4 separate regions of the Homo sapiens genome follow, and regions 1, 2 and 4 are each linked to region 3. A link is a contact called in ENCODE Hi-C data. All regions are on one chromosome and are shown on one strand. The core of a region is the stretch at or near the end of the contact, and the rest is flanking DNA. Distances in the headings are between cores, read along the strand shown. Region 1 holds the start of NPHP3-ACAD11 (NPHP3-ACAD11 readthrough (NMD candidate)). Region 2 holds the start of PLXNA1 (plexin A1). Region 3 holds the start of TMCC1 (transmembrane and coiled-coil domain family 1). Region 4 holds the start of TPRA1 (transmembrane protein adipocyte associated 1).

Region 1 (6,714 bases), core at 3,269-5,768, 2.8 Mb before region 3:
TCGGTGGACTTGATGTGGGGTCCATGGCTCTACATTTTTAACAAGCTCCCCAGGTAATTATCCAGGTTTGAGAACCACTCCTCCAGTTCAGGGGTCAGCAAACCTGTGAGCTAAATTCAACCAGTCACCAGTTTTTTAAAATAAAGTTTTACTGGAATGCAGACACGCCATTTGTTTGTGTATGGTGTGGGGCTGCTTTTGTGCTATAATGGTAGAATTGAGTAATGTGACAGAGACTAAAGACTGAAATATTTACTATTTGGTCCTTTATAGAAAAAGCTTGCTGATCCTACTCTTGTCTGTTTCATAATAATTTCCAGAGTCATGTTATTACTTGTGATGGGAACTAAGTAAGGCAGTGTAGATGACTGTTAATGAAGGCAACACCCAGACTGTCGTCTTCACAAGGTGATCCTTTTTAATACATACAGCCAAATTATTTTTTTCCTGAGTTACACTGACCCCTAATGGTAGAAATGTTAAATCACAGCTGCTTGATCACAGTTTTCCCCTATTGTTAATTAGTTCCTAAAATTAGGGTCATACTTACAGACTTTGTAGTAGGAGACTTTAGAAGTCAGAGTTCACTTGGTAGAACTGAGCAGGACTAAACAGCCTGGGAGAAGGTTGGCAATTTTGGTGAGAGCTAGAATCCCTTCCTTTTGCAGAGTTCCTTTGTCTTCAAAGACTGTTACTCAATGAAGCATTTCCAATTATACAGGTCATTTATTCCAAAGTGATAAATTTTATCAGGACATTATGACCATTTGTGATGCCATGTCTATCTCTAAAGTTGAAGCACAATACTATCGATATAGTCAAAATTACATTTGCCTTCACTATGATGAACTGCGAAGAAAGGTCACAGAGGAATCTGTATACATGTAAACAGATACTGAGATGGTTACCAATGGGGATCACACACATGTTGGCAATAATGAGATGGCCGAGGTGAAACCATTGGTTTTTAACCTTGACTACTGATTAAAATCCGCTGGGGAGCTTTAAAAAATTAATGATGTTCAGACCTCAACTCCTGGAAATTCTGATCTAATTGGTCTAGGGTGAGGCCCAGGCAGCAGTCTTTATTTTTTTAAGTTCTCCAGGTGATGGTAATGTGCAGCCAAGGTTAAGAACCATTTTTCTACAGTAGTGCTTCTCAAATTTTAATCTATATTCACATCACCTGGGAGATCTTTTTAATCTGCAAATTGTGATTCAGGAGGTCAGTGATAGCATGTGAGAATCTGATTAACAAGCTTCAGGGTGATGTTGATGCTACTGCCTGAGGACCATGCTTTGAGTAGCGAGGAATTAGATCATCCCTAGCCACAATTTTTATGCAGTCTCAGTGTTCTGAGATCCTAAAGTACATAAGCATCACCTGGGAAGTAACTAAACATGCAAAATTGTCAAGGTCCCCAAATTTTTACCAAATGTCCCAAGTGATTGTGAGATTCATAGTCTGAAGACCAAATACACACTACTCTACCCAAATGATATTTATTCTACCAATCCCATTTAAAAAAAAATGGCAGGCCGGGTGCGGTGGCTCAGGCCTCTAATCCAGGACTTTGGGAGGCCAAGGTGGGTGGATCATGAGGTGAGGAGTTCAAGACCAGCCTGGCCAAGATGGTGAAACCCCGTCTCTACTAAAAATACAAAAAAATTAGCCGGGGGTGGTGGTGCACGCCTGTAATCCCAGCTACTCGGGAGGCTGAGGCAGAAGAATCGCTTGAACCCAGGAGGCAGAAGTTGCAGGGAGCCGAGATCGTGCCACTGCACTCCAGCCTGGGCGAGAGAGCGAGACTCCGTCTCAAAAAAAAAAAAAAGACAGTAGCATTGTTTATCAATTTATAGGCTGCCCGATCAAATGTAGAGACATTTTTTCTTATTCCAGGTGAAAAGACAAATTACCAAAATGTAATGGCTCAAACCAACAGTAATTTTATTATATCTCATGATTTTGTGGGCCAGAAATGTGGGCAGAGGTTGGCTGGGTGATTTTCTCCCCTGTAGTGTATACAGAAGTCACTTAATTTCTAAGTAGTGAATGCACTAGTCTGAAGAGTCCAAGATGGCTTCATTTTACATGTCTTGGTACTCTGGTTGGAAAGCTGGGCCCAGCTGAGACTGTCACCTGGAATGCCTACATATGACCTCTTAATTTGGGCAGTCTCAGGTTAGTAAGTCTTTACATGGTGGCTCAACACTCCCGAGTGTTCCAAGACACAAGAAGTGGAAGTCGCCATTCTCTCAAGACCTGGGCTTGGAAACTGGCACAGTGTCATTTCTGCCACATTCCACTGGTCCAAGCGGTCAGAGTTCACTCAGGTTCAAAGTGAGGAGTCATATACAGGCTTGCTTCATGGCCATGCAACCCCATGTGCAGTAACGCAGGGCCCAAAACTCAAAAGGGCCCCATACTTGGCTTAATGCTCTGCTGTAGCCATCTTGAAAATATTTATAATTTTTGAATAAGGGGCATTACATATTCATTTTTCACTGGGTCCCACAAATTGTGTAGCTGTCTTAGCTGTCTTTTCTATGGGAGGACTATTAAAAAAAAATGTGGCCATCTTTAGTAAGTTATAAGCCACCTGCCAAATATTTTATTCTCACTATATTTCTGTATTAAAAGTTATTCTTTCAAAATGCAGACTGAAGTACGTGGGTTAAATTCAGCATGAAGAAAAACAGGTTATGAGGTTAGAAATAATGTCTTTTTTTTTTTTTTAAAGACGTAGTCTCGCTCTGTCGCCCAGGCTGGAGTGCAGTGGCGCCATCTCGGCTGCAAGCTTCGCCTCCCAGGTTCACGCCATTCTGCTGCCTCAGCCTCCCGAGTAGCTGGGACTACAGGCGCCTGCCACCACGCCTGGCTAATTTTTTTGTATTTTTAGTAGAGACGGGGTTTCACCGTGTTAGCCAGGAAGAAATAATGTCATTTTTTAGGATTAAGAAATTTGGTCACTTTGGCATTGACCAATAGTAATCTAAGATCAGTACGCAAGTAGGGTGGAGAAATGTGGATTAGAGGCATGTCACTGGATAGAAATGACGTGGGGAAAGGAGAGATGCATGCTTCAGAGCACTCAGTTCCAGACTGTAGAATCTGAATGTACTCCCCAAGCTGTAGGAAGTTAGCATAGTGAGTTTGGTTATTTGTTGGAGAGAATGGGTGATGGCTATTTTATCTTCTTACTCAAGCATAGTTATGGAAGTGTTCAGCTGAGGCCCATTCCAAAGGAGGTACTAAGATGCAAAAATGTTCAAAGGGTTTAGTCAGAAACCTAGTGGATGATCCTTAAACCCCTGATCCACATGGAGAATTCAAAAATTTGAAGTTAGAAATCAGAACGGATTTGAAAAGGTAGAAAGTTCTTAAGGTACTGTGATGGTGGAAATATTTCCCTTTATCTCAGGAGACCACCTGAAGAAATTAGTATATACACTCTGGATTTTGAAGAATGCAAAGGCCTAGTATGACTACTTCCTGAAGAAAATCTAAAGGGTAAGAGAAGAGATGACTAGCCACTTTGATGGAGGGAATGAAGGAGAGACTGGTGTGCGGTCTCCAATGTCCCATGCCGCAATGAGTTAAAAAACTTAACCTTGTCTAAGGATTGTCCCTGGTGGTTTCAGACTGTAAAATCTAAAAGCTCTTTCTTTGCTGGCATTATTCCTTGCTGGTCATTCTATCTACATGCATACTGAGAGAGAGATATCGCGGGAAGCACATAGCAGGCACTCCATAAATTTTTCAGATTTCCCAACTGCTTCCAGAAAGGAGTTTCCGGTCAGGCACGGCGGCAGCGAAAGAAATAGCTGCAGCGTTTGTAGAGCAGCTGGGACCCAGGCCTGTGCTCCCTGTGAGGCACGCCCGCCAGGGAGCCTCGAGCCGGGCGGAGACAACGGAGAGAAGCCCTATGTCGGAGCACCACTCCACCAGCGTTCGGAGCACCCCTCCACCAGCGTCCGGTCCACTGCTGGTCCTGCACAGTCGCCACTCCCCCCATCCTTCCTGCTAGCCCCGCCCTTCTTGCTAGCCCGCCTGGCCCTGTGTGCTTTCTCGACCCACCCCCGTTTGCCCTGCCCCGCCCACATGCCCCGCCCCACTTGCCCGGCCCCTCTTGTTGTCCCGCCTAGCCCTGCTGCCCCGCCCCGTCCCCCTCGCCCATCCCCCCAGTTCCGCTGCCCCGTCCCGTTCCGCTGCCCCGCCCCTCCAGTTGCCCCACCCCCTTCCGCTCTCCCTCCCCGCCCCGTTCCGCTGCCTCGCCTCGTCCGGCTCTCCGGCCCCGCCCCGCCCCGTTCCGCTGCCCCGCCCCGTCCTGCTCCCCCGCCCCGTCCTGCACCCCCGCCCCGCCCAGTTCTGCTGCCCCGCCCCTCCTGTTTCCCCGCCCCATCCCGCTCCCCCGCCTCGCCCCGTTCCGCTGCTCCGCCCCGTCCCGCTGCTCCGCCCAGTCCTGCTCTCCGGCCCCGCTCCATCCCGCTGGCCCGCCCCGTCCCGTTCCGTTCCTCTGCCCCGCCCCGTCCCGTTCCGTTCCTCTGCCCCACCCCGTCCCGTTCCGTTCCGCTGCCCAGTCCTGCTGGTACTCACTAGGTAGTAGCGGCAACGGACGCCATGGGGACCGCCTCGTCGCTCGTGAGCCCCGCGGGCGGGGAAGTGATCGAGGACACGTACGGGGCGGGCGGCGGCGAGGCCTGCGAGATCCCGGTGGAGGTGAAGCCCAAGGCCCGCCTGCTGCGCAACTCGTTCCGCCGAGGCGCGGGGGCGGCAGCAGGGGCCGGGCCCGGGTCGCTGCCCCGCGGGGTGGGCGCGGGCGGGCTGCTGGGGGCCAGCTTCAAGTCCACTGGCTCGTCGGTGCCAGAGCTGGAGTACGCGGCGGCCGAGTACGAGCGGCTCAGGAAGGAGTACGAGATCTTTCGCGTCAGCAAGAACCAGGAGTTGTTGTCCATGGGCCGCCGCGAGGCCAAGCTGGACACGGAGAACAAGCGGCTGCGGGCCGAACTGCAGGTAACGCCGGGCTGGGCCGCGACGCCGGGAGACCCTTGGGAAGCACGGCCGTCCTGCTCCCTCTCCAAACCAAGCGGCTTTGAAAGTTCGGCGGAAACTGCCCATTTTAATTTGAGAGGCCATATTCTCTTCGAGTCTGAAATGATTCCTTAACCCTCCCCTTTTTCTGTCTCTTTTTTTGGAGACAGGGTCTCGCTGCGGTGGCACGATCGCGGCTCACTGCAACCTGGAACTCCTGGGCTCAATGATCCTCCCGCCTCGGCCTCCTAAAGTTCTGGGATTACAGGAGTGAGCCACCGCGCCTGGTCCCCGCTTTTCTATTTCTGGTTTATTCATTGAGGCACCTAGAAGAAATTAGCCGGAAAGTGTCCTGAGGAGGCAAATGCCAATCTCCAGCTCCACTGCCGCCCCCGCGCCCACCCCCTCAGAAGGCTGGTGACATCTGTTGAAGCAACTCAGCAAACTCTTCCTAGGAGTTTCACCCCCCTCCCCACCATAAAAATTTTAAGTGGGTCTCCAAAGTGGGGCTCAAGTGTCGGTTTCTTTGTAAAGTTTCATCGCTCTTGCATTTTAATGGTCTTGACATGAAAATTTCTGGAAGCCTCCTGATCTCACCATGGTTGAAAACCTTCTCTAGATGTAGTCAAATTTCCCTAGTCCATTTGATTAATTTACGCTAAAAGCAATTATTGCATGCCCTCCATGTAGCAGGTCCATTATAATTCAATAAAATAGTATGTAAAGCAGCCGGGCGTGGTGGCTCACGCCTGTAATCCCAACACTTTTCGAGGCCTAGGCGGACGGATCACCTGAGGTCAGGAGTTCGAGATCAGCCTGGCCAACATGGTGAAACCCCGTCTCTACTAAAAATACAAAAATTAGCCGGGCATGGTGGCACGCGCCTGTAATCCCAGCTACTCAGGAGGCTGAGGCAAGAGAATTGCTTGAACCCGGGAGGCGGAGGTTGCAGTGAGCCGAGATTGCACCATTGCACTCCAGCTTGGGTGACAGAGCGAGACTCCGTATCAAAAAAAAAAAAATAGTATAAAGCAAGAGGTTGCTTTTCTGTGAACGAATCTCTAAAACTTTTTGCCCTCAGTTTGGGGCCCCTCTGGTCGTTGTTGTGTCGTTTGTGTACTCTTTACTGTGGGAGAGACTTATAGGCAGCCTAAGAGTTCCCGGAGTCGTTACAGTCGGGGTGAAATAAATACCTCAGACTGATTTTTCTAAAAGAAAAAAAGCCTCCTGTCTTCAAGACTAGACATTCTTCTAGTCAGGTTTTGTTGTTGTTGTTGTTGTTGTTTTTGTTTTTAAACTCCCTCATTAGCTGTTGTGTAATTATTGTCGTTGTCTGGGAAGAAGTCCGTGTAGCAGTTTATCTGTTGTCTTATCAGTTTTCCTACTGGGCAACCTTAATGCACTTGCATGTATAAAATGGACTAGTGCATTTCAAATATCTGATTCAATGTATCCAAGCCACTGCCCAACAGACACCGCACGTTGGAAACAACTGTGAGGTGGGGGTAGAAAAGGCCAAACCAAACAGGGCGGAGTGCAATAAGGGTTGGCAAGTGTCACAGTCACTCATGTCACCAATCCTGATTCCCTGTGAAACATACTGGTTCCTTTCTCACATATCGAGGCATGAAAAAACTTATCCATATTTATTTCATTCATTGTGTCAGACATTTACTGGAGAC
Region 2 (7,601 bases), core at 3,112-5,611, 2.9 Mb after region 3:
AATGCCCACCCCTCCTTCCTGGATTGCCAGGGTACTCGGCTCCCTCCACCCACAACCACCTACAGCCAGGTCCCTATGCAGAGGCTAAGGCCACTCTTCTGACCTGCACACGAGGTCAGCGCTGCCCAGATCCTGGCGGGAGTCCCCATATCCTGTCCTGGCCTCCACTGCCTCTGGAAAAGTCTCACCACACCCTGCCTAGCAACTGGCAGCCAAGCACTGGGCTAAATCTAGACCCTGTTACTCTGTAGGCAGATGACTCTGATGGGGACACTCCCTTTTCCTAGCCTCAGTTTCCCCATTTGCAAAAGGGGCATGAAAGCTCTTTTCTCATGGATGAAAGAGGAAAGGGCACACCTGCCCACAAGGCATAGTCAGCAGTGCCACCCCCTTGGTTGTCAGTAGGGCCTGCTGCCCTGGATGTGCCTGATGTGCTGGGGCCTCTCACCCACTCCTGGCTGGAGCCGGCTACAGCAAGGCTGAGTCCTGAGTCTTGAGTTCAAGCCTCAGCCAGCCAGTTTGCACAGACCATCCCAGACACCCCTTGTATGGTCTGGCCCCATTTTACAGATGGGGAAGCTGAGGCCTGAAGATGGATGCCTTCTCCAAGTCTACCAGGGAGCTGGGCACAGTCCCATCAGCCTCTGTGCCTGGTGCCCACATGCAGTGTGGGGCTGCCTGCCCCTCCCCCAGGCCTCTGTGCCCCTGTCTCCACTCCCCGCCCTGCTCAGTCACCCTGTTCTCATCTGCAGCACAGGACTCGTGAAGGGTCTCTATTACTTATTGCTCCCATTCTCCCGGCCAGAATGGCTGCCCTGTGAGAGCAGGGCCTGGCTCTGGGTGGTTGCCACTGCATCCCCAAGCCAAGCCAGGGACCCAGGAAGACTCAATAAATCCCCGTGAGTGAGCGAATGAATGAAGGGTATGCGGAGGGCCAGCCAGGTCTGGGTGCGGCAGCCCCCCATGCTTCTTCACTCCTGTTTCACTCCCCACACACTCCCTGCCCAGTGTGTGCACAGCACACACCCACTGCTCAGGTGGGGAAACCGAGGCTCTCAGAAGCAAAGAGCTTTGGCTGGAATCCCAGAGCAGGAACTGCAGGGTGCTCCTAGCAGGCTGCCAGCTGCCTTTGCCGGACAGCGCCCCAAGAACAGCAGGGGAGGAGTCCCCACTCCCGCCCCCGCCTCAGAGCTCAAGGAAGACCCGGGAGCCAGAAAACAGGCTCCTCACAGTGGCAGTGGGGCCGGGGCTGGGAGCTGAGCACATGTGAACTCCAAAGAAAACATGAATCACTCACCGTTTATCAGTTCAAAGCAGGCCTGCAATTACCAGGGGCTGGGCTCTCCCCTCCTCTGGGATAATTATACACGTCTTAATGCAATTATGGGCCCTACTTTTTGTATTCAACAGGAGGGACCAGGCTAAGAAGCCACCATCCAAACTCCAGCCTGGTCTTGGGCCCACCGCCCCAAACTCCACCCTCACCCCACTGCCCCAACAAAGTCTGCTGGGAAGGGACTTGCCTGGGGTCACAGGGTTGCCGGCCAAGAAAGGGGGAGCCCCGAGCCTAGGGCTGGGTCCCTCATGCCCAGCATCTAATAAAGGCCAGTGACAATGCTTGGGCCACTTCTTCCACCTTAGGGGTATAAGACTTGGGGCTCAGACTCAAGGTCACCCAACTAGTCCCAGCAGGGCAGGGCCCAAATTTCGAGCTTCCAGAGACTGGACCAGCCAGCCAGCCTGCAGGGCTCAACTCTCATAGGCTTGGGTCTGCCTAGGAAAAAATGCATTCATTCCAAAGCTGGGCCCAGGTGCCAGGGTGCCAGGGGCCCATGCCGGGGCTAGGAGGGGAGCATGGGCAGATGCTGCACTCTACCGAGGAGCAGAGCTGGCCACTGTGGCCGGGGAAAGGCCTCAAGAGAGGACCAGGTAGCCTGGGAGCTGGTGCAGGAGGGTGGGCATTCGTGGTGGGGGTGGGGGGCAGAACAGGAGGAGCAAAGGCCTGGGGTGGGAAACACTGGCTGTGCAGAGGGCAGTAGGAACGGCTGTGGCTCTCCGGCATGGCCAGAGCTGTTCTAGGCTGAGGCAGAGCCAGAGCCAGGGCAGGGGAGGCTAGACTGGCCTTGGGATGCCGATGGGGCTAGCCAGGGAGAGAGAGGCGGAGAGAGACCCCGCGGTCTGCGTGCAGGAGCCCCAGCCCAGGGGCTCCTCTCCTGGACAGGAGGGGATCGCCGCCTGGTGGAACGCCAAGCCAACAGTGTCCCCTTCCCTTTCCTGGCCTGAGTGACACCAAAGCTCCTTCTCACCCTGAGAAACAAAGGCCCCCAAAGCCCTCCCCACAAGGAAGAGTCCAATCCCCCCAAGTCCTCCTGCGCCAGATCCTGCTATGGCTCAGGCAGGTTGGGGTGTGGGGCTGCCATCCTGCCCAGTGGCTCACAACAGCAGCCGGGGGGGAAGACAGCTGCTCCTGGCACTCCGCCTCCCCCACAACGGGGGTCATGGGAGGTGGTCCCAGTGGTTCTGCTCCCGACCAGTCCTAGGGGATCCGGCTCTGAAGGCCTTGGAGTCCTGCTCCTGAGAAAAAGTGCCTACCTTTGCAGGCCTTCCCCTGGGGCACCCGCTCCTCCCGGCCAGCTGCTCTAAGCTGCTCTGTGCACGGGGGCTTTCCTGGGGGCTCAAAACAGGCAGGCAACGACCTTGGGGGGCCAGGAGTCCAGCAAAGGGCTGTCTGCTTTGTCCACAGGCACCTCATGTGTCCCCCACCCCCAGAGCACACACTGAGGCCACAAACCCAGGCCTCCGCCCATGCTGTCCTCTGCCCAAAACGCCCTTCCTGGGCCCCACTGGCACCCCCCAGGAATGGAAGCCTGGCCCTGCAGCGAATCACTGGTTCACATGCCTGCCTCTGGCAGGGGGCTGGGTGCTCCTCAAGGGCCGGGCAGCATCTTGGTGCCCCTGGTGCAGCACCTGGCCTCTGCCGCACACCCCAAGCCGCAGGAAATCGAGGGGACCTGAGGCAAGCTCCTCAAGGGCCCGGGGAGCAGAAACTGCGCCCCATCCCTGCACCGACCCCCAAACCGGCTACGTGTGAAAGGAGATGGGGCAGCACGGAGCAGCCTGAGCCACAGGAGCCGCGCTGAGGGGACAGAGGCTCGACCACGTCCCCTCCCCGGCACACACACCCCTTTCTTTCAAGGGGCGTGGCCCCAGAACCCCACACAGGAGCCTGGGGCAGATCGCCGCCCGGGGCCGCCCCTCGGAGCCCCTCCCCTCCTTTCCAGGGCTGCACCTGGGACCTCACGCCGACCGAGGGGCCTCCCTGGAGTCCCCACTCCCCCTTCCCCTGGCAGCCCGGGATCGGCCCGCTGCCTCCAGCTTCGCCGCACATCAGGCCCGGGACTATCCAGGAAGCAATCGGAAGCCTCCGGGAGAAGCGGCTGACCCTGGAGAGGCCCCGAGAGGGGGAGGCCAAGGAGGCCCGAGCGGGGCGGCCTCCTGGGCGGCACCCAGAGCCCACCTCCCCGCACTCCGGGCCAGTGGGAGCGGTGGCAGCTGTGGTCGGGAAGCCGCTCCAACTTCCACCCCGCGCCCCAGGGCCGGCCGGGGGCTTAGCCTGCACGACCTCCTCCGGCCCCCGCGGCCCTGCTGGGAGGCTCCGATCCCTATCCGGGCCTGGCCACCCCGTCCTCGCCCGCGGCCAGAGGTCTGAGCCGAGGTCCAGCGGCCGGGACGGGCCTGGACACCGCAGGGGCCTCCCCGCGGGGCCGCCGCAAACTTTCTCCCCAGCCTCCGTGGAGGGGCAGCGCCCGCCCCCCGCCACCCCGGAGCTGCCGCGGGGCTCGGCGGGCCCGGCCGGGGGGCGGGGGAGGCCGCGGCGCTGGATCCCGGGCCGCGGTCCCAGCCCCGCCGCACGGGGGTGCGGTCTCTCCGCGTCGGCGCCGCGACCGCGCCCGGACACACGCGGACGCCTGGGCCGGAGCCGCAGGGACACGCGGGCCGCGGACACGCGCGCCGCAGTCCCCACGCGCGCCGCAGTCCCCGCGCACACCCCCTGCCTGCCGCCTCACGAGAGGGCCGCCGCCGGAGGCCGCCCCGCGCCCACCCACGGGCCGCCCGGCCCCGGACCCCAGCCCGGCCCGGCCCCCGCCCACCGTCCCGCGCCGCGGGGAAAGTTGCGCCCCGACTCACCCGCCGCCCCGGGGCGCGCCCCGCCGCCGGCCATCGCCGCGCCCAGCCGCCCGCGCCGCCGCCGCCGTCCGCCCCGCCGCGGGGCCGCCGAAGCCGCGTAGGCCGCCCAGGCCGAGGCCGCCGCCGCGCCCGGGCTCCGCTGCGTGGCCGCGCAGCCGATGCCCAGCATGAATGGGGCGCCGAGCGCCGCGCGGCTGCGGACCGGCCTCGCTCTCGCCGCCCGCGGAGCCCCGCGCCGCGCGCATGCGCCGCCCAGAGCCCGGGGGCGGGGCGGGGGCGGGGCCGGCGGCGGCCTCCAGAGGGCGCTCTGCCCCGCGCCGCGCGCCTGCAGGGGCCCACCGCGCGTCTTCAAAGGGCGATACGGCTGCCCGCCTCAACTCTCTGGGCGCCGGGGCCGCGCGGGCAGTTCCGGGAGCCCCCCGCTCTCGAGCGGGCTAGCCCGCGACCCCAGGAACAGGGCCTGGCTCAGTGTGCCCAGGCTAGGAGCATGGCCTCCTTTCACGGGGGGGGAAACTGAGGCTGAAGGAGGCAATCGCAGTTCCCAGACCTTGCGGGGCCGGGTGTTCCCAGCTCTCGGCCTCGCGCGTTCCGCTCTGTCAGATGGGCGGGCACCTGCGCGGGGAGCCCGGGCGCCCCCTGCAGGCCCCAGGCTGGTGGCGCATTCCCGGCTGGGGACGCAGCCCAGGGAGGAAAGTCCCGCGGCAGAGGCGTGGCGAGACGCGAACTCCGGCTGTAGCGTGGGGCAGCGGATCTACACGGTGTGAGGTGTGGGGCTGCAGAATCCAGGGTGACGGGCCAGAGCTGTCCAGGCAATACCCCCAGCCTGCATGGCAAGGCTGAGGGGCAGACACCCAGCACTCAGTTACTGTACTCACAACCGCCACTCCCAGGCAGGAGGCATCCGGGAGGGCCTCCCGGTGGACGCAACCAGGCCAAGGAAGGGGAAGCCGGCAACAGGAGCATCGATAACAGAGCAGATGGGCCAGGAAAACCCCGTCGTGGGAGGGCTGAGTCCCGGCTGGGGACTTGGCCCCCATCTGTAGCCTGAGGGGTGCGGTTTTTGCTGTGTGAATCACGTCACCCCTACAGAAGAGGAACTCTCTACAGTTCACATGGTTAACAGGGAAAGGGAATGGACTCATACCGGGCCCAGGTGTCCCTCCGCGTCTCACCCCGCTCCTCCCTCCCCAGGAGCAGCCACAACCCTCATTTTTGTGTTCATCTTTAAGTGCTTTTCTTTGGGTGTGACCTCTTATATTTGCACCCCAGAATGGGACGCTGTTTTGGGTGGCTTGTTCTGGGCATTACAGAAACGGGGTCACTCAGCCTGTGCTGTTTGCTCTGTCTGCTCTGTGTGGTGAGGGCACAGGGCAGCTGCTCGCAGGCATCGTCTTCGCAGCCTGTTTTGTTGGGCTCCTGCTCGCCCATTCTCCTGCCGATGGACATGGGATTGTCGCCTATCTGGAGCCATGATGAGCAAAGCTGTGATGAGCATCCTGTGTGTGCCTCTCGGTGGGCACCTTTAGATCCAGGGACGGTCTGCAGGGTCACGGGGTAGGATTTGTCTAGCTTCAGGAGATACAGCAAAACCGTCTTCCCAAGTGACAGCCCCAGTTTACACTCCCAGCAGCTTAGCAGGAGTGTGGAAGGGTCTGGCTGTCCCACATCCTCACCAATATTTGGCACTCTTTAGTTTTGCAAATCTAGTGGCATGAACTGGTTTTTCAACTAGGTGGTTTTGCTTGTCTGCTTTTTTTTTTTAGAGACAGACAGGGTCTCGCTCTGTCACCCAAGCTGGGATGTTGTGGTGCAATCAGAGCTCACTGTAACCTCAAGCTCCTAGGCTCAAACCATCCTCCTGCCTCAGCCTCCTGAGTAGCTGGGACTACAGATGGGCACCACCATGCCTGGCTAATTTTTTTTTTTCAAGAGATGAGGTCTCTATGTTACCCAAGCTGGTCTCAAACTCCTGGGTTCAAGTGATGCTCCCACCACAGCCTCTCAAAGTGTTGTGATTAAAGGCATGAGACACGGCACCCAGCCTCATTGAGTCTTACTGTGTCGCCCAGGCTGGAGTGCAGTGGCTCGATCTCAGCTCACTGCAACCTCCACCTCCTGGGTTCCAGTGATCCTCCCACCTCAGCTTCCCGAGTAGCTGGCATTACAGGCGTGTGCCACCATGCCCAGCTAATTTTTGTTTTGCCATGTTGGCAAGGCCGGTCTCAAACTCCTGACCTCAAGTGATCTGCCCGCCTCGGCCTCCCAAAGTGCTGGGATTACAGGTGTGAGCCACCATGCCCAGCCTCATTGTGGTTTTAACTTACATGTCCCTGAATGAGGCAGAACATCTTCCTCAAAAGTTATATTTATTATTTTATTTCCCAAGCACTAATACAGTGCTGGCTCTGCTACCTTCTACAGATGGGTGGGCTGAGGCTGGAGACGTGCTCAAGTTCCCCAGTGGATAGGAGGCCGGGCTGGGAGGCTAATCCCAGGAGTCTGGCTTCTCCAGTCTGTGGTCTTGACCCAGCCACTGGGCTGTACTTCCCCTCCCTTCCCTGGCAAACAAGACTGGAGCGCTTTCTTTCCTCACGGACTACCGAGGCACACGTGTGGGCGCAAATCCATCCTCATGGCTGGTGAAGGCAGAGCAAGTCCTGACTGCTCTCCGAGCCTCGATTTCCTCATCTGTGAAATGGACGTGAGAGCTTGCAGAGCTGTGGTGAGGGACACAGTGAGTGTGGACACCATGGCTGACCTCGGGGAATGTTCACCAGCTCTTGTCTGCGCCACCTGTCACCAGCACCAGGGGCTGTCCCTGCTGTCTGCCTGTTCCCGCCCTTTTGCCCCAAGGCAGACACTCCTCAAGGAGCTTCCTGCTCTGTACTCACGGTGCCCAGGAGAGCCTAGGCCTCTCCTCTGTGGTAGAGCCCCCTGTCTCCAGCTGCGTCTTGGGAAGGTCCAGGGCCGCTGGAGTCTACGTGTCCAGGACCAAGCTCCTGGTTAACCAGGTGCCTCCCTCATTTTCCCCATCTCTGCGAAACATGCCACATCCCCCAGGTTGCCCTACTGGGAACCTCCATGCTCCCCATGTCCCCTGCATCCCTCAGCCTGGTGGATTCTTCCCAAAAATATATTCCAGAACTTTCCACTTCCCTCCATCCCCACTCTGGGCTCCTCAGGAAGGAGCACCTCCTCTCTGCTCTGCCTGCTGTACTTGGTAACACCTTTCTGTCCAGTCCCCAGACAGCAGCAGCAAAAGCCATCACAGTGAGAATCTGCTCATGTGACCCTCTCATTATGCCCTGGAATTCCTTCTCCCATCATGAGCAACTGTGGATTCCAGGTGGCCTAGGTCTCAGCGCCACACAGAAAATTCTAAGGTTTTTAGGAGACCAGAGAGCAGATTCGCT
Region 3 (6,655 bases), core at 3,737-6,236:
GTTGAAGAAGAAGAAATTCTGAAGAAGAAATTCTGCCTGTGGACTGTGACTTCAGCCCTTGCCTGAAATTTCCAGCCTATTCTCCTGCCTGCATTATAGATTTCCAACTTGCCTAATCAGCCCCCCTCCCCCCACATAAGTCAATTCCTTGAAGTAAATCTCACTGTGTATCTCCTACTGGTTCTGCTTCTCTGTTGGAACCCTGACTGATACCGATTTGGTACTGAAAGTGGCTCTAGAGGAATGGAATCTTGAGGATGAGTTTTCTGAATTTGTTCTGCGTTTTCTTGAATTTCTTGAATTTCATGAATTCTTATATGATTACATTTAAAGGCACTAGTGACTCTATTTCCAGTGGTGAAGAGGGCACTGGGAGTCCATGGCATGATAAAGCATCGAATACGCCTAATGAAACACCTATAGAAAGCAAGGTTATGCGTGACTGTGTATTTGTTACCTTAGAATATTTTAGTTAAACCAAGGAACAGAATGGCATTGGCCATAACTGCACTGAAGAAAGCAGGCAAAGAAAAGGATGAGCTCAGGGTTTCAGATTCCCACCTTTCAGTGTTTAAAGCTTTAAGCTATGCATAGATGACCTGGAAGCTTCCATATCTGTCCTGAAAGGAACCCTTAGGGCCACAATTTCTGAAAACCAACCCAGAGTCTCATTCTGCAAGGGGCTGATACAGATGCTGTTTAGAGCCTTTGGCAGGCCACTGTAGGTGAATCACGCTGCAGACCCTTAAGATTTTGGAGCAAAGCCCTGCAGAAGAGTACTGTCCTCTTGAGAAACAACGTTTGGCTTGCTGGGCCTAAGCAGAGACTGAACAGTTAACCGTGGGTCATCAAGTTACCATGTGACCTGAGCTGCTCATCATGAACTAAGTGTTATCTGATCCACCAAGCTATAAAGTTGTGCACTCACAGCAACACTCCATTATCAAATTGAAGTGGTATATATGAGATTGGGCTCAAATGGGCCCTGAAGGCATAGGTAAGTTGCACGAGGAAGTGGCCCAAATATCCATGGCCCCAACTCCTGCTACATTACCTTCTCTCTCCCAGCCTGCACCTATGGCGCCATGGGGCATTCCTTATGACCAGTTGACTGAAGAAGGGAAAACTCAGTTGTGGTTCATAGCCCAGGTTTATGATGGTTCTGCACAATATGCAGGCACCAGTGAAAATAAAACTAGTGTCCCTTTCTGGGACATCCCTGAAGAATAATGGTGAAAAAAAAATCCCCCAGTTGGCAGAACTTTGAAGAGTGTACTTGGTTGTTCATTTTTCCTGAAAGTAGAAACGTCCAGAGGCTCTTCTGACCAAGAGGTCTTAGTTCCAAAAGAAGGAATGCTTCCACCAGGAGACCCAACAACATTTCCATTGAATTGGGAGTTGAGGTGGTCACCTGGCCACCTTGGGTCTTTCATGCCTCTGAATCAACAGGTAAAGTGGGAAGTTCCTCTACTGGCTGAGGTGACTAATCCTGATTACTAAGCAGGAAATTCGGTTGCTACTACAAGATGGAGACGTATTAATGATAGGTAACTTTATATTGCAGTATTAAGTTATAAGACATCAAAGGTGGAGAAGAAACATCACTCAAGGACTTTGCATCCCCTTGGGAAAAGTGTTGTTATGTTTTCAATAGTATGCAGGATAGTTATATCATGTTAAGTGAAAGTATGACTTTGTTATTGTCTTTAAATTTTTTTTTTTTTTGAGACATAGTCTCACTCTGTCACCCAGGCTTGAATGCAATGGCATGATCTTGGCTCACTGCAACCGCCGCCTCCCAAGTTCAAGCGATTCTCCTGCCTCAGCCTCCTGAGTAGCTGGGATTAGAGGCATACGCTGCCACATCCGGCTAATTTTTGTATTTTTAGTAGAGATGGGGTTTCACCATGTTGGCCAAGCTGGTCTCAAACTCCTGACCTCATGATCTGCCCACATTGGCCTCCCAAAGTGCTGGGATTACAGGCGTGAGCCACTGCGCCCAGCCAAAGACTTTTTTTTTTTAAGAGATATGGTCTTGCTGTGGTACCCAGGCCGGAGTACAGTGGTGCGATCATAGGTCACTGCAACCTTGAACTCCTGGGCTCAAGGGATCCTCCTGCCTCAGGCTCCCCAGTAGCTAGGACTACAGGTGTACACTCCCACACTGGCTAATTAAAAAAAATTTTTTTTGTAGAAATGGGGTCTCATTAGGTTGCCCAGGCTGGTCTTGAACTCCTGGGCTGAAGCGATCCTCTTGCCTTGGCCTCCCAAAGTGCTGGGATTACAGGGTCCCTGGTGTGTTATTGTCAGCCTTTAGAGATCAAGTATGGTTAAGGAGATGTGTAGGAGTGTGATTGCTGGGTCATCGGTCTTAATTTTAGCTATCCTAATGAGAGTGTTGTGGTTTTAAATGGAAAAATCCCTAGTTGACTAAAGATGTTGGTAATCTCTTCATTGCTTATAGGCCATTTTTGTATCTTGTGAACTATCTACAAGATATAAAAAAAGCCTTTGCCCATTGGTTTATTGGGCTGGCTTATTACTCATTTATAACAGTTCTTTATGTATTCTGGATACAAGACTTTTGTCTAATGCTTTCTATTGCAAACTCTCCACCTGTGGCTTGCCTTTTCATTTTCTTAATGTTGTCTCTCAAAGAGTACCAGTTTTTAATTTTGATAGAGTTCAACTTATCAATTGCTTTCTTTTTTTTTTTTTTTTTTTTGAGACAGGGTCTCACCCTGTCACTCAGGCTGGAGTGCAGTGGCGCCATCTCAGCTCACTGCAACCTCCGCCTCCCAGGTTCAAGTGATCCTCCTTCCTCAGCCCCACAAGTTAGCTGAGACTGCAGGTACGTGCCAACAAGCCCAGCTAACTTTTGTATTTTTTGTAGAGATAGCATTTTGCCATGTTGCCCAGGCTGGTCTTGAACTCCTGAGCTCAAGTGATCTGCCTGCCTTGGCCTCCCAAAGTGCTGGGATTACAGGTGTGAGCCAGGCCATGAATCACTTTTTATGGTTCATATTTTTTGTGTCCTAAGAAGTCTTTGCCTATCCCAAGGTCACAAATACTTTTTCTATGTTTTCTTCTAAAATTTTCTTTTATAGGTTTAGCTTTTAAATTTAGGTTTATCATCCATTTTGAGTTACCTCAGGTGGCTCCTTCAGTGCTTCTGAAATCTATAAATGCATCCTCCACCAACCTCAAATCTAAGTAAACCTTGCCACCTCCTTCTCCTTCACTCCTCATTCAATTTATTGCCAAGTCCTGTCCATTTTACCACTACATTAGCACTCTTCTCTGTCACTACCCTCCTACTTTGCCTTGACTATGTGGCCAGTGGCCTCCTAACTGGCTTCCCGGCCCCAGCTTTGAGACTCCCATCAGACCACTCTTCACGTTGCTATCTAAGTAACTTAAAAACAGACATAATGGGCTGGGGGCAAGGTGGCTCACACCTGTAATCCCAGCACTTTGGGAGGCCGAGGTGGGTGGATCATGAAGTCAGGAGATTCAGACCATCCTGGCCAACATGGTGAAACCCCGTTTCTACTAAAAATACTAAAAAAATTAGCTGGGTGCAGTGGCGTGCACCTGTAGTCCCAGGTACTAGGGAGGCTGAGGCAGGAAAATCACTTGAACCCGGGAGGCAGAGATTGCAGGGAGCCGAGATCGCGCCACTGCACTCCAGTCTGCCTCTCAAAAACAAAAAACAGACATAATGATCAAGTTATTTCCCCTGCAACCCTGCTGAAAAAAACCTGAATAGCTTCTACCAAGCACTCAGATTAAAGTCCCAAATCCGGCCGGGTGTGGTGGCTCATGCCTGCAATCCCAGCACTTTGGGAGGCCGAGGCGGGCAGATCACAAGGTCAGGAGTTCCAGACCAGCCTGGCCAAGATGGCGAAACCCCATCTCTACTAAAAATACAAAAATTAGCCAGGTGCGCTGGCGTGCGCTGGTAGTCCAGCTACTCCGGAGGCTGAGACAGGAGAATCGCTTGAACCCAGGAGGCGGAGGTTGCAGTGAGCTGAGATCGAGCCATTGCACTCCAGCCTGGGTGACCTGGGTGACAGAGTGAGACTCTGTCTCAATAAATAAATAAATAAATAGGTCCCCAATCCTCACCTGTTCTCGCCTACCTCTTCCCACACTCGCAGTCTACTCCACATTCAATATTCTTTAGCGCTCCCCATTCTGGCCATGCCAAGACCTCACCCCTTGGAGCAACTAACTCCTCCCAACTCAATTCCTCAGATTCTACCCTCTTCATCCTCAACTAAATCAATTCCCCCATAAAGATTCTCTTAGTACCATATACCTCTCAGAAGATTTTTACTAATTGAAAACTTAATTTTGTCTGATTCTCCCATGAATGTTTTCCTTCTCCACCAGATCTCAAACTTCATGAGACCAGGGACTCCGTTGACCCCATATGGTACTCCCAGCTCCTTGAACACGGAAGAAGCCTCATTACATAAGTAATAAAAATAAAATAAATTAGGAAAATGGGAATTATAAAGGGATGGGCTGGTGGCTGCTTACAATCCCTTCAGTGGTAATACCTGGTGCAAAGTAATGAGTCTCTGCCCTTTTCCAAGCAGCCTGCTAGGTGGAATGAAGGAAGGCCTTGCGACTCAAATAGGGAGAACAAACGTGTGATCCAGAGCGGCGGGCAGAAATCCGACGAAACCCCATATTACTCAGGGGCGTTGCTCCTAGGGCGAGGGTGGCTCGGTTCCTAGAGCTTTTTGAGAGGAGGAGCTTACCTGGAGCAACTCAGCACTACCTGCAGCGGCGCAGCTCAACCAGCCCAGAGACCGCGTGGGAAGGCGGGCTAGGGGAGGGGCCACGCCTTCCAGGGCCCATCCCCGCCCCTGCGGCGTGCGCGCGCCCGTCCGCCCGCTCCCTTGCGCGTGCGCCGCCGGCCGGGGGCGGAGGTTGTGGGCGGTGGCGGCTGTGGCGGGGGCGCGCGCGCGCTCGCTCTCTCGCGCCGGTTCGCCCTCCCGCGCCGGGGCTGAGGCGGCGGCGGCGGTGGCGGTGACTGAGGCGGCGGCGGCTGAGGCGGCGCGGGGGGAGGGTCGGGAGGGGGGGGTGGTTGTGGGGGATGGACCGGGTGCGGCGGCCGCAGTGGAAGGAGCAGGCGCTTGAGCTCGAGCGACGGCGCTGGCGGAGACGCCGGCTGCTCCTCCCCTCCCCGCCGGTGAGTGAGCGCCCCCGCCCCGGACGCTGGCGGCGGTCGCGGCCCCCTCACGGCCCTCCGCGGTGGGTGGGGACAGTCGTGAGGGAGCGTGGCCTGGCGGCGCAGCGGACGCGGGCCTGGCCTCCCGCTCGCGGCCTGTCGGGGCTGGGACCTGCCGTCGCCCCCGTTCGAGGTTGAAGCCCCGGGCCTAGGACTCGACCCCCAGCATCCCACGGGGCCTCTTTCCTTTCCCGGCTCATTCCGCTGTCATTTTGACCTGGGGTTCCCCTCCAGCCCCTCGCCTCGTTCCCTTCCCAGCATCCCAGGGCCGAGGTGAGGGAGGGGCGTGTGAGAAGTCGGGCCGAGGCCCGAGGGACTGTTTAGGAGCCGGTTCCCGTCGGAATCTGGGGTTTTAGGAGCCCTCGATCGCCATGGCGTCCCAGAAGTTAGCCACCAGGACTCAGCCATTTCCACCTGAAACCAGTTTTGCACCTATTGTTTTGATTTTGAACTGTCTTTCGAGGGGAGGAGGGAGCCCGGCGTACTGGGGAGAATATGTAGTGGGAGGTGGGATGTGAGGAGGAGCTGGCTGGGCTTGGTCTCGGCCTCAGGATGCCCCCTGTTAACCCCTGTAGGATAGGGGAAAGAGGTGCAGCGAGTTGCACCTTCCCTAAAGGGCCAGAGATTCGTTTATAGCTTGCGAATCTCTGCTTTTTCAGCCTCGGTAAAGGGGTATCATTTGTGGTTGGTTTGGTTCGTCCCTTAACAACATTCTTGGTGAGGAATCCCCAGGTGAATCTGCCACGGAGTGAAGCAGCCCACTTGAGCTGTTGGCTACCCCCGGCCCCCGCAACGCCCGTTGGCTTTTGTGACACGTTACACGTTAGTGTTGGTAGAGCCTAGCCGTCAGAGGTACCTGTACCATAAGCATCTCTACGAAAGGTGTGAATTCCTAAATTAGCTTATTCTGTTCTTAAAAAAAAAAAATCCAGGGCATAAATATCAGATAGCTGCTTTAAAATAAAACAAAACTTTGATTTGTTCCAGGAGGTAGATACATTTTTTTCTCTGTATATTAGGAGATTGAAACTCAAATTGTGAGTAGGTGGTAGTTTTACTAGTGTCATGTGACAAAACGATGCTTATAGATGGGATTTTAACTTAATAACCCTGTCCTCTACCAACAGAGTTGGCTTGTATTTTTTTGCAATCACCCACTCTCTGGCTAGTGTAGAAAGATTAAAAAGCTGCTTCTGGTCTGTGGGTGGTAACCTTTTAATTTCTGAAGAGTTTTGAGCTGCTTATAGATTGCTGATCAGCAGCATAGGAAAATTTTAGACGTTAAAAATTCATTAGCATGTGATGTAGAACTGTTATAATTATGAGCATTGATTAAGATTTGGTATGGTGTAGGTGCTGTGTACTGTGTATAAGAATGAGATTTCTCAGAGCATTTGCATCTTAAGATAAACA
Region 4 (7,217 bases), core at 919-3,418, 2.3 Mb after region 3:
AAGAGCTGGCTGGAAGACACCTACCGTGGTGGGAAGACATGTACCCGTGAAGATCGAGAAAGAGTCCATCCGGGTACAACGTAGCAGTTACGTCAGACTAGGACACTTCCTGTTTACAGGAGACTATAAAACCTTTGCCGCGTCCTCACTTGGGGCTGATGCCATTTTAGGCCTCAGCCCACCTGCACCCAGGCGCTCATTAAAACAGCATGTTGCGGCCGGGCGCGGTGGCTCACGCCTGTAATCCCAGCACTTTGGGAGGCCGAGGCGGGTGGATCATGAGGTCAGGAGATCGAGACCATCCTGGCTAACAAGGTGAAACCCCGTCTCTACTAAAAATACAAAAAATTAGCCGGGCGCGGTGGCGGGCGCCTGTAGTCCCAGCTACTCGGGAGGCTGAGGCAGGAGAATGGCGTGAACCCGGGAAGCGGAGCTTGCAGTGAGCCGAGATTGCGCCACTGCAGTCCGCAGTCCGACCTGGGCGACAGAGCGAGACTCCGTCTCAAAAAAAAAAAAAAAAAAAAAAAAAAAAACAGCATGTTGCTCCACACCGCCTCGTGTTGTGTGTCGGCGCGCTCGCAGGGTTCGAACCGATACAAGAACCTTACAGAGGGTAGTTATTAGGCCTGGTCACACATGTCCCATGACTTCTACTTCCTGGCACATGGTAGGGTGGCAGTTTCCTGCCCTCTGGAGGCTAGAAGCGGTGGCCAATTGAATGTGCGTGAGAGTGATGTGTATAACTTTCTGGGAGGAACTTGAGGAGCCACTGGATTCCCCACGGCTCATTGTGGCTGTGGTCATTCGTGATTACGCAGGCCGGCATTGCCCAGCCTCTCTGGCGAATATAGAAGCCTAAACTTAGGTATGCACATTTGGGTGTGGTCCAGGCTGGGAAAGTCCCAGAGGATCACAAGGTGGTTTCTTCCCCAATCTCCCTGTGTTTTTAGGACAGGAGCAAGGAGAAGAATGGGACCCAATCTCATTCCAGCCCAGCGGTGCTGTCGCAAGGTGTGAGTCTTGGGGTGCCTGTAATAACTGAGTGCCTACAATCTGCACGAGGCTCTGAGTCAGCCTCAGGATGCTGCAGGGGACATCCTGCAGCTTGGCTCTCTTGGCTCCATCCTCATGACGCTGGAATTCTATAATAGGGTGGGGAGACTGGACGGGGAGGCAGGTAAATGAAAACAATCAGGTGAGAATTAAGATGCTCGGAAGGAAATGAGACTGGACAGCCGCTCCAGCGAGGGTGTCCACAAAACCCTCTAGAGGACATGATGTGGCAAGGAGCCAGCTCTGCGGGGGAACAGGTGTAGAGCCAGGAGCAGGAACAAGCTTGGAACAGCCGAGGGACAGAAACAGAGACCCGCATGGCTTGAGTATGGTGAATGCAGCATCGATGCCAGGGGATAAGACAGGCGCAATCAGGGAGGGCTTTCCAGAGGAACAGGCGTGAAGAACTGTGGAAGTTAGAGTTGGGGAGAGGCGTCCTGGCTGTGTCGCTTCCTCATTGCGCGGCTTTGGTCAAGTTATTTGACCTCTCCAAGCCTCAGGTGGCCCTGTAAAAGGTGACTATAATGACTGCCTAGCAGGGTTGCTAAGAGGAGTGCCCGAGGCATGGCGGCGCCGCGTGGAGCAGGGCGCTGGGAGGCGGCGGCCCTGCGGCGTGGCGCGGCTGGAGCGCGTGGCGCCGGGGAGGGTCCCCGACACGCCTTCCCCCAAGCTGACCCCAGGTCACCCCTGCAGGGCGCCCGAAGCGCCCGCACGCGAGGGGGCGGTCCCCGGAGGCTCCGCCCCGACGGTCCGGCCGCGGCCCAGGCCGGGAGGTGGAGCGCGGCTGCCGCCAGCTGGTCCACTGACAACTGCTGCCAGCTGGAAGGCGCGTAGGGCGAGAGGTGGCGCGTCCTCAGCTTTCCAGTCTTCGATTCCGCCCGCTTTCCGAGTGAGAAACGCAGGCCTCTCTCTTCCGTGAAGCAGCGTCTTGTCTCTGCACCTCCTCTGTGCTGTCTCTTTAAGAGGTCAGCGGGCTGCTCCGCCTCTTGGGAATTTGATTGGTCTCTCCCACTTTTTTTTTTTTTTCCCCCAGTGATGACTTATTCCTATAGGCTGCTGGAGGTTAGAGGGCGGGCCTGAGTGATAACAGGGACTCTGGGACTCTGGGACTTGTGGGACTGTGGCCGTTTTCGCAATTTGGGCTGGACGAAAAAGACGGTCTTGCTTTCCCGGTCGCCGCTGTCGGGAAGGGCTGCAGGGTGTCCGCGAGACCCGCGGCCCGGCGAGCTGACCCCGCCTCGCCTTTCCTGCCTAGCCCTCATTCCACGGAGCCGGTCGCGCCCGGTCCTTGCGCGACGCTTCCCGGCCCAGGCCGCCTGGTCTGGCGCTGGAGGCCGGAGTCCCGCGGCCTGTGCTGGATCCGCGCACACCCAGTGGCGGCGGATGGGCGGCCGGGGCGGCCGGGGCGGCCGGTCCTGAGCGCGGCCCGGGCTGTCAGGTAAGGAGGGGCCTTCTCCCCGTCTCCTGCCGCAGCTAGAGGGGGAGCCCCGTCCCTCGCCCCGGCGGGAAGCCCAGCCGCCGTTCCCCTCCTTGCTCCGCGAGCGGCCCATTTCCGCTCGGGCGCAGCTCGGACGGCCAAGGCGGCGTTTGGGAGGGAAGGCCCTGGATGTGGGAACCCACGGGAGGGGTGCCGGGCAGTCGGGAGTCGCTCGGGGCGCGGGGGCACGCGAGGCCCGGGAGGGAGCCGCACGTAGCGGCGTCGGGCTCGGCCCCGGCTGGAGGCAGTGCGGGTGGAGATCCGGACCTCGGCGACCCGGTCCGGCGCGGGGTGGCGGCACGGGCTCCAGCCCCACGGTGGCTGCCCGCAGCGGCCGAGGTGCTCCTGAGCCAAGCCTGCCGCCGGTTCGGGGCTTTGCTGCCCCGTGAGGGGGCCATGTCGAAGCCTCCGCTCCCTCTGGACTCGGGGAATGCAGGTGGGGGCTGGCTTTGCCCTCTTCTCTGCAGTGAGGAGGGGCCGCAGGGTCGTCCAGTCCCCAGCGGGGCTTGGCGGTGCTGGAGATTCAGTTGTTCCCGTCATAACAACCTGTTGAGGGCTCGTGTCGTGCCAGGCCTTGTTCTAGGGGACCGAGTCCTGAGCACTCCCGGGATAGAGAGTAGTAAATACCCAGACGCGGCTCGGGCGCTGGAGACAGCTGAGAAGGGAAGGCTTCTCAGAGGAGGTGTCAGGAGAGAGCTGGGGGAGAGCCAGCCCAAAGGCCCTGAGGAACGGACCAGCTCAGCAGGTGGAAGGCAAGCAGGGAGGGCAAGGTGCAGGTCAGATTGGGCCCAGGCCTCCCCATCTTACTGGGGTCTCCGGCTTAGGACAGGGACCACACGCCTGCCAGCCCCAAGGCCGAAGGACAACAGGGGAGAGCAAAGTAACTTACTTGGCCTCTGCCCTATGGAGCCTTCCCCACCTTGTCACCCCTGGGCTCCACCCCTTCTCACCACCCTTAGGCCCTAGGGTTTGTAAGCTCAACAACCCGTCGGTGTGGGAAGCACTGAGGGCCCCTCTCCCCAGGGTTTCCTATCCGGTAGCTGTGGGTGGGGTTTGGTCAATCCTGTTGCACAGATGAGAGAGCAGGGAAAGCTGAGTCCCAGAGAGGAGAGAGAAGGCCTTACCCAGTCGTTCTCAGCGGGTCCTGCATTGCGTGACCATGACCTGAGCCTAGCCAGCATCCTGTCCCTCAACTGGGTGGGAGGGAGGGAGGCAGAGGCCCCTGGAATGTTGTGAGTCTGGGAGACTCCTCCCAGGTGGAAGAAACAGTCTGTCCCAGTTTCCCTGTTCCTGGGAGGCCTGGGGTTGCCCAGGGTGCTCTGCACCGCAGGAATTCCTCCTCTGAGAATCACCCCTGGGCTCCACCCCTTCTCACCACCCCTTCTCACCACCCTTAGGCCCCTATCGTGAGCTGACCAACCCCTCCCACTTCTTTGTCAGTGCTTGGGAGCATCAGTCTAAGAGAACTAAGTAGAGAAGGCTGAGGACTGACCCCTTCTCTGCCTCTCCTCTCCTCTGTATAAGGGGACAGTAATTGTCCTCTCTCCCTTAGAAGGCGATGCCATTGTTAAGTGTGTCACCACGTGTAAAGCACTGAGCACCATGTCTGCACATAGGAAGTGTGCATCCTATTAACTAAAAGTCAGTGCGGGCCAGGCGCAGTGGCTCATGCCTGTAATCGTAGCACTTTGGGAGGCTGAAGTGGGTGGATCATCTGAGGTCAGGAGTTTGAGACCAGCTTGGCCAACATGGTGAAACCCCATTTCTACTAAAAATACAAAAATTAGCCGGGTGTGGTGGTGCACACCTGTAATCCCAGCTACTCAGGAGGCTGAGGCGGGAGAATCGCTTGAATCCAGGAGGCGGAGGTTGCAGTGACCCAAGATCGCACCATTGCACTCCAGCCTAGGTGACAAAGCGAGACTCTGTCTCAAAAAAAAAAAAAAAAAAAAGTCAGTGCTTCAGTTATTTCCTAAGCTTTGATACGTAATGGCAATCCTGGTATGGCCAGCAGCCCCATAACCCCAGTGTGGTTGCTGGATCAAGTAGCAGCAGCAGGGGCACCACCTGGGAGCCTGTGGGAAACACAGACTGTTCAGCCCTACCCCTGCCCTTGGGAGCAGCATCTGCATGTTAACAACACCAGGGTATTTCCCACATCAGGTCTGAGAAGATAGCTCTAGAACAAGCCTGGTGCTCTTGACCCACAGGTGGAGAAGCCGAGGCCTGGAGAGGGGCACCTGGCAAGTTGTTGACTGGGGGCCTGGGCTCTGGAGACAGACAGCCTGGATTGCTGGCCTGGCAAGTGGCTGCCCCTCTGAGCTCCACGTGCACAATGCGGATAACATAAGTACCTCCCTCCCAGGGTTGGAGGCCAGGGCTCAGAGGTTAGGCACAGAGGTTACTACGTTGTTGGCAGGGGAGTGGGGGCAGGCAGAGCAGCTGACACCTCCTCTGTGTTTCCTCAGACCCCACAGCAATGGGGGCTTCACAAGAGGTCCATGGACCTGGGAACCAATTCCTTTCCCTCCTTGCCCTTCAGTCTCTTCTCTGGTAATCCCAGCAACTTGGGAGGCTGAGGTGGGAGAATTGCTTGAACCCGGGAGGTGGAGGTTGCAGTGAGCCGACATCGCGCCACTGCACTCCAGCCTGGACGACAGAGCAAGACTCTGTCTCAAAAAAAAAAAAAAAAAAAGAAAAGCAGCAACCACCTTTGTACATGTGTCACTTTTGTAGATGTTTACATCCCTGGTTTTGTTTGATCCTTACGGCACCCTTATTAGGCAGATGTTGTCCCCATGATACTTGGAGGGGGAGTGACTCACCCCAGGTCACACAGCAAGCACGTGGCAGAACCAGCAGTGCAGCCCCGTCTTGTTGACTCCAAAATCTGTGTTAGCTGGAGGTTTTTCACTGGTGAATTAGAGAAGTCAGACTCAAACTGGCCTAGGCAGAAAAGGGGATTTGTTGGGTTTTATAACTGAAAAGTCCAAGCGGGTAGGACTGGCTTTGGATGTGGCTGAATCCAGGGGCTCCAGTGAGCTCATCAAGATCTGTCTCCATCCGTGTCTCAGCTCTCCACTCCTCCGCGTCGGCTTTACTCTGAGGCGGGTACCTGAGCGTGAGGTCAAGGTGGTACAGCCCTGACTTACTGAGCTCAGCAGAGAGTGTTTCCTCAATTGTCAATGAGAATCTGCCCTGAGACTTTTGCTCTAATAATTTATTCTAATAATAATTTAGATCAAAAGCCTCAGGGCAGATTTTCATTGGCCAGGGTGATGGAACATCCTGACTAGCCAGACTTAGATCACAGGTGCATTCCCTGGGTTGTGAAGGGTTAGTCACGCATCCCTAAACTTCCAGAGAGTCTAGAGTCTGGGAGCTGAGTTTCCACCTCAGGAAAACGGTGCTCTTACCAACTGGCAGCAGCCTGGATGCTGGGCAGGCAAAACCAGAAGCCCACCCCGCCCTCCATACCCTGGACTCTGCCTGACTCCCCCACTCTCCTACTCCCTGCCCCTGTTCCTCCCCACTGGCCTCTGTGCCTCAAGGGGCCTCTCAGCTTGCTGGTGACTGCTGGGTGCCTGGCCTGCACCCTGGCCCTGCCCGTCTTGGGGCTGCGTGACATTCCATTCTGGGTCAGAGTTGGTGCTGGGCTGCTAGGACCAGGCGTTCACTCTGCCTGGCTTGGCTTTATAATAGGGGTGGGGATAGCTGGTCATGGTGGCCCACACCTGTAATCTCAGCACTTTGGGAGGCTCAGGCAGGTGGATCACTTGAGGTCCAGAGTTCTAGACCAGCCTGGCCAACATGGCAAAACCCTGTCTCTACTAAAAATACAAAAATTAGCCAGGTGTGGTGGTGCACACTTGTGATCCTAGCTACTTGGGAGGCTGAGATGGGAAGACTCCTTGAACCCAGAAGGCTGAACTTGGGAAGCAGAGGTTGCAGTGAGCTGAGATTGCACCACTGCACTCTAGCCTGGGTGACAGAGTGAGACTTTGTCTGAAAAATATATGAATAAATAAATAATGGGGTGGGGAGGAGAGGGCTGTAGAATCTCCCTCCTTCATCAGGTCACTGATACTCTCAACTCAAAGTTACAAGTTATTATCTCATGCCACCAGAAGTCATGCAGGAGGCGCGCTGCACACCCGCTTCCAGCTGTAAGCTCCTGCATGCTCAGCGTGGTGGCCCAGTCCTCCAGGGGTGCAGGAAGACAGTTCTGGACACCCCACACAGGCACAGATCCCCCCATGAGGCATCACATGCCTTTGCCTCAACCAACTGCTGGCCAGGAGCAGAAGGGCCACCCTTCTTGACTTCGACCAGAGCCACTCTGCAGGGCATGCTAGCTGTAGGGGAAGACAGTTAGTTACTCATTTGGCAGACTGTCCTATGCATTGCAGACATTTGGCAGCCCTGGACCCTGCACACAAAAAAATCCACAGTCCTCCATTCCCTAGCAGTTGCCATGTCAAACTAGAGCAGTGCTCCACACCGGCTCCACCCCAGAGACCATTGGCTGAAATTAATGGAGACTCAACTTCTGGTCCTGGGGAGGGGCCCCTGCTTGAACACTAGGTTTTATGGAGGGATCCTGAACAAAATAGTAGCTTGTTAGTGAGGAAGAAGGGGACAGTGTCTGGTGGTCAGTGTTGGCCTCAGTTGCAAAACATCCAGTGAC

What was found. A loop is a pair of places that touch in the nucleus more often than their neighbours do. Pooled maps may share reads with other maps.
Region 1: a map of CD4-positive, alpha-beta T cell shows a loop between it and region 3 (13-fold over the local background). The contact joins the promoter of NPHP3-ACAD11 here to the promoter of TMCC1 in region 3. A Hi-C loop is called at or near these places in 4 of 168 maps with a recorded cell type or tissue (CD4-positive, alpha-beta T cell, CD4-positive, alpha-beta memory T cell, CD8-positive, alpha-beta T cell and 1 more), 1 of 37 single-sample maps with no recorded cell type and 12 of 50 pooled maps.
Region 2: a loop to region 3 is called in a map of CD8-positive, alpha-beta T cell, with 25 times the contacts of the local background. The contact joins the promoter of PLXNA1 here to the promoter of TMCC1 in region 3. A Hi-C loop is called at or near these places in 3 of 168 maps with a recorded cell type or tissue (CD8-positive, alpha-beta T cell and naive thymus-derived CD4-positive, alpha-beta T cell) and 9 of 50 pooled maps.
Region 4: a map of CD4-positive, alpha-beta T cell shows a loop between it and region 3 (6-fold over the local background). The contact joins the promoter of TPRA1 here to the promoter of TMCC1 in region 3. A Hi-C loop is called at or near these places in 2 of 168 maps with a recorded cell type or tissue (CD4-positive, alpha-beta T cell and naive thymus-derived CD4-positive, alpha-beta T cell), 1 of 37 single-sample maps with no recorded cell type and 8 of 50 pooled maps.

What each region holds. Positions count from the first base shown.
Region 1 is chr3:132,720,263-132,726,976 of GRCh38, reverse strand. NPHP3-ACAD11 (NPHP3-ACAD11 readthrough (NMD candidate)) reads left to right here and starts at 4,518. Exons shown (of 45, transcript NR_037804.1): 1 at 4,518-5,014. NPHP3 (nephrocystin 3) reads left to right here and starts at 4,568. Exons shown (of 27, transcript NM_153240.5): 1 at 4,568-5,014. The coding sequence starts at 4,622. NPHP3-AS1 (NPHP3 antisense RNA 1) reads right to left here and starts at 5,227. Exons shown (of 11, transcript NR_002811.2): 1 at 4,598-5,227. RefSeq lists an enhancer at 3,622-3,811 and silencers at 4,052-4,561, 4,662-4,911.
Region 2 is chr3:126,979,875-126,987,475 of GRCh38, reverse strand. It overlaps PLXNA1 (plexin A1), which reads right to left and starts at 4,361. Exons shown (of 32, transcript NM_032242.4): 1 at 4,189-4,361. RefSeq lists silencers at 3,271-3,350, 4,366-4,595, 4,696-4,915 and enhancers at 4,966-5,295, 5,556-5,605.
Region 3 is chr3:129,892,042-129,898,696 of GRCh38, reverse strand. TMCC1 (transmembrane and coiled-coil domain family 1) reads left to right here and starts at 4,986. Exons shown (of 7, transcript NM_001017395.5): 1 at 4,986-5,203. TMCC1-DT (TMCC1 divergent transcript) reads right to left here and starts at 4,826. Exons shown (of 3, transcript NR_037893.1): 1 at 4,770-4,826. RefSeq lists a silencer at 4,729-5,458 and enhancers at 4,820-5,611, 5,612-6,404.
Region 4 is chr3:127,585,684-127,592,900 of GRCh38, reverse strand. It overlaps TPRA1 (transmembrane protein adipocyte associated 1), which reads left to right and starts at 2,168. Exons shown (of 11, transcript NM_001136053.4): 1 at 2,168-2,491. It overlaps MIR7976 (microRNA 7976), which reads left to right and starts at 5,725; the gene lies at 5,725-5,790. RefSeq lists silencers at 1,516-1,845, 2,346-2,815 and enhancers at 2,549-3,225, 3,226-3,903.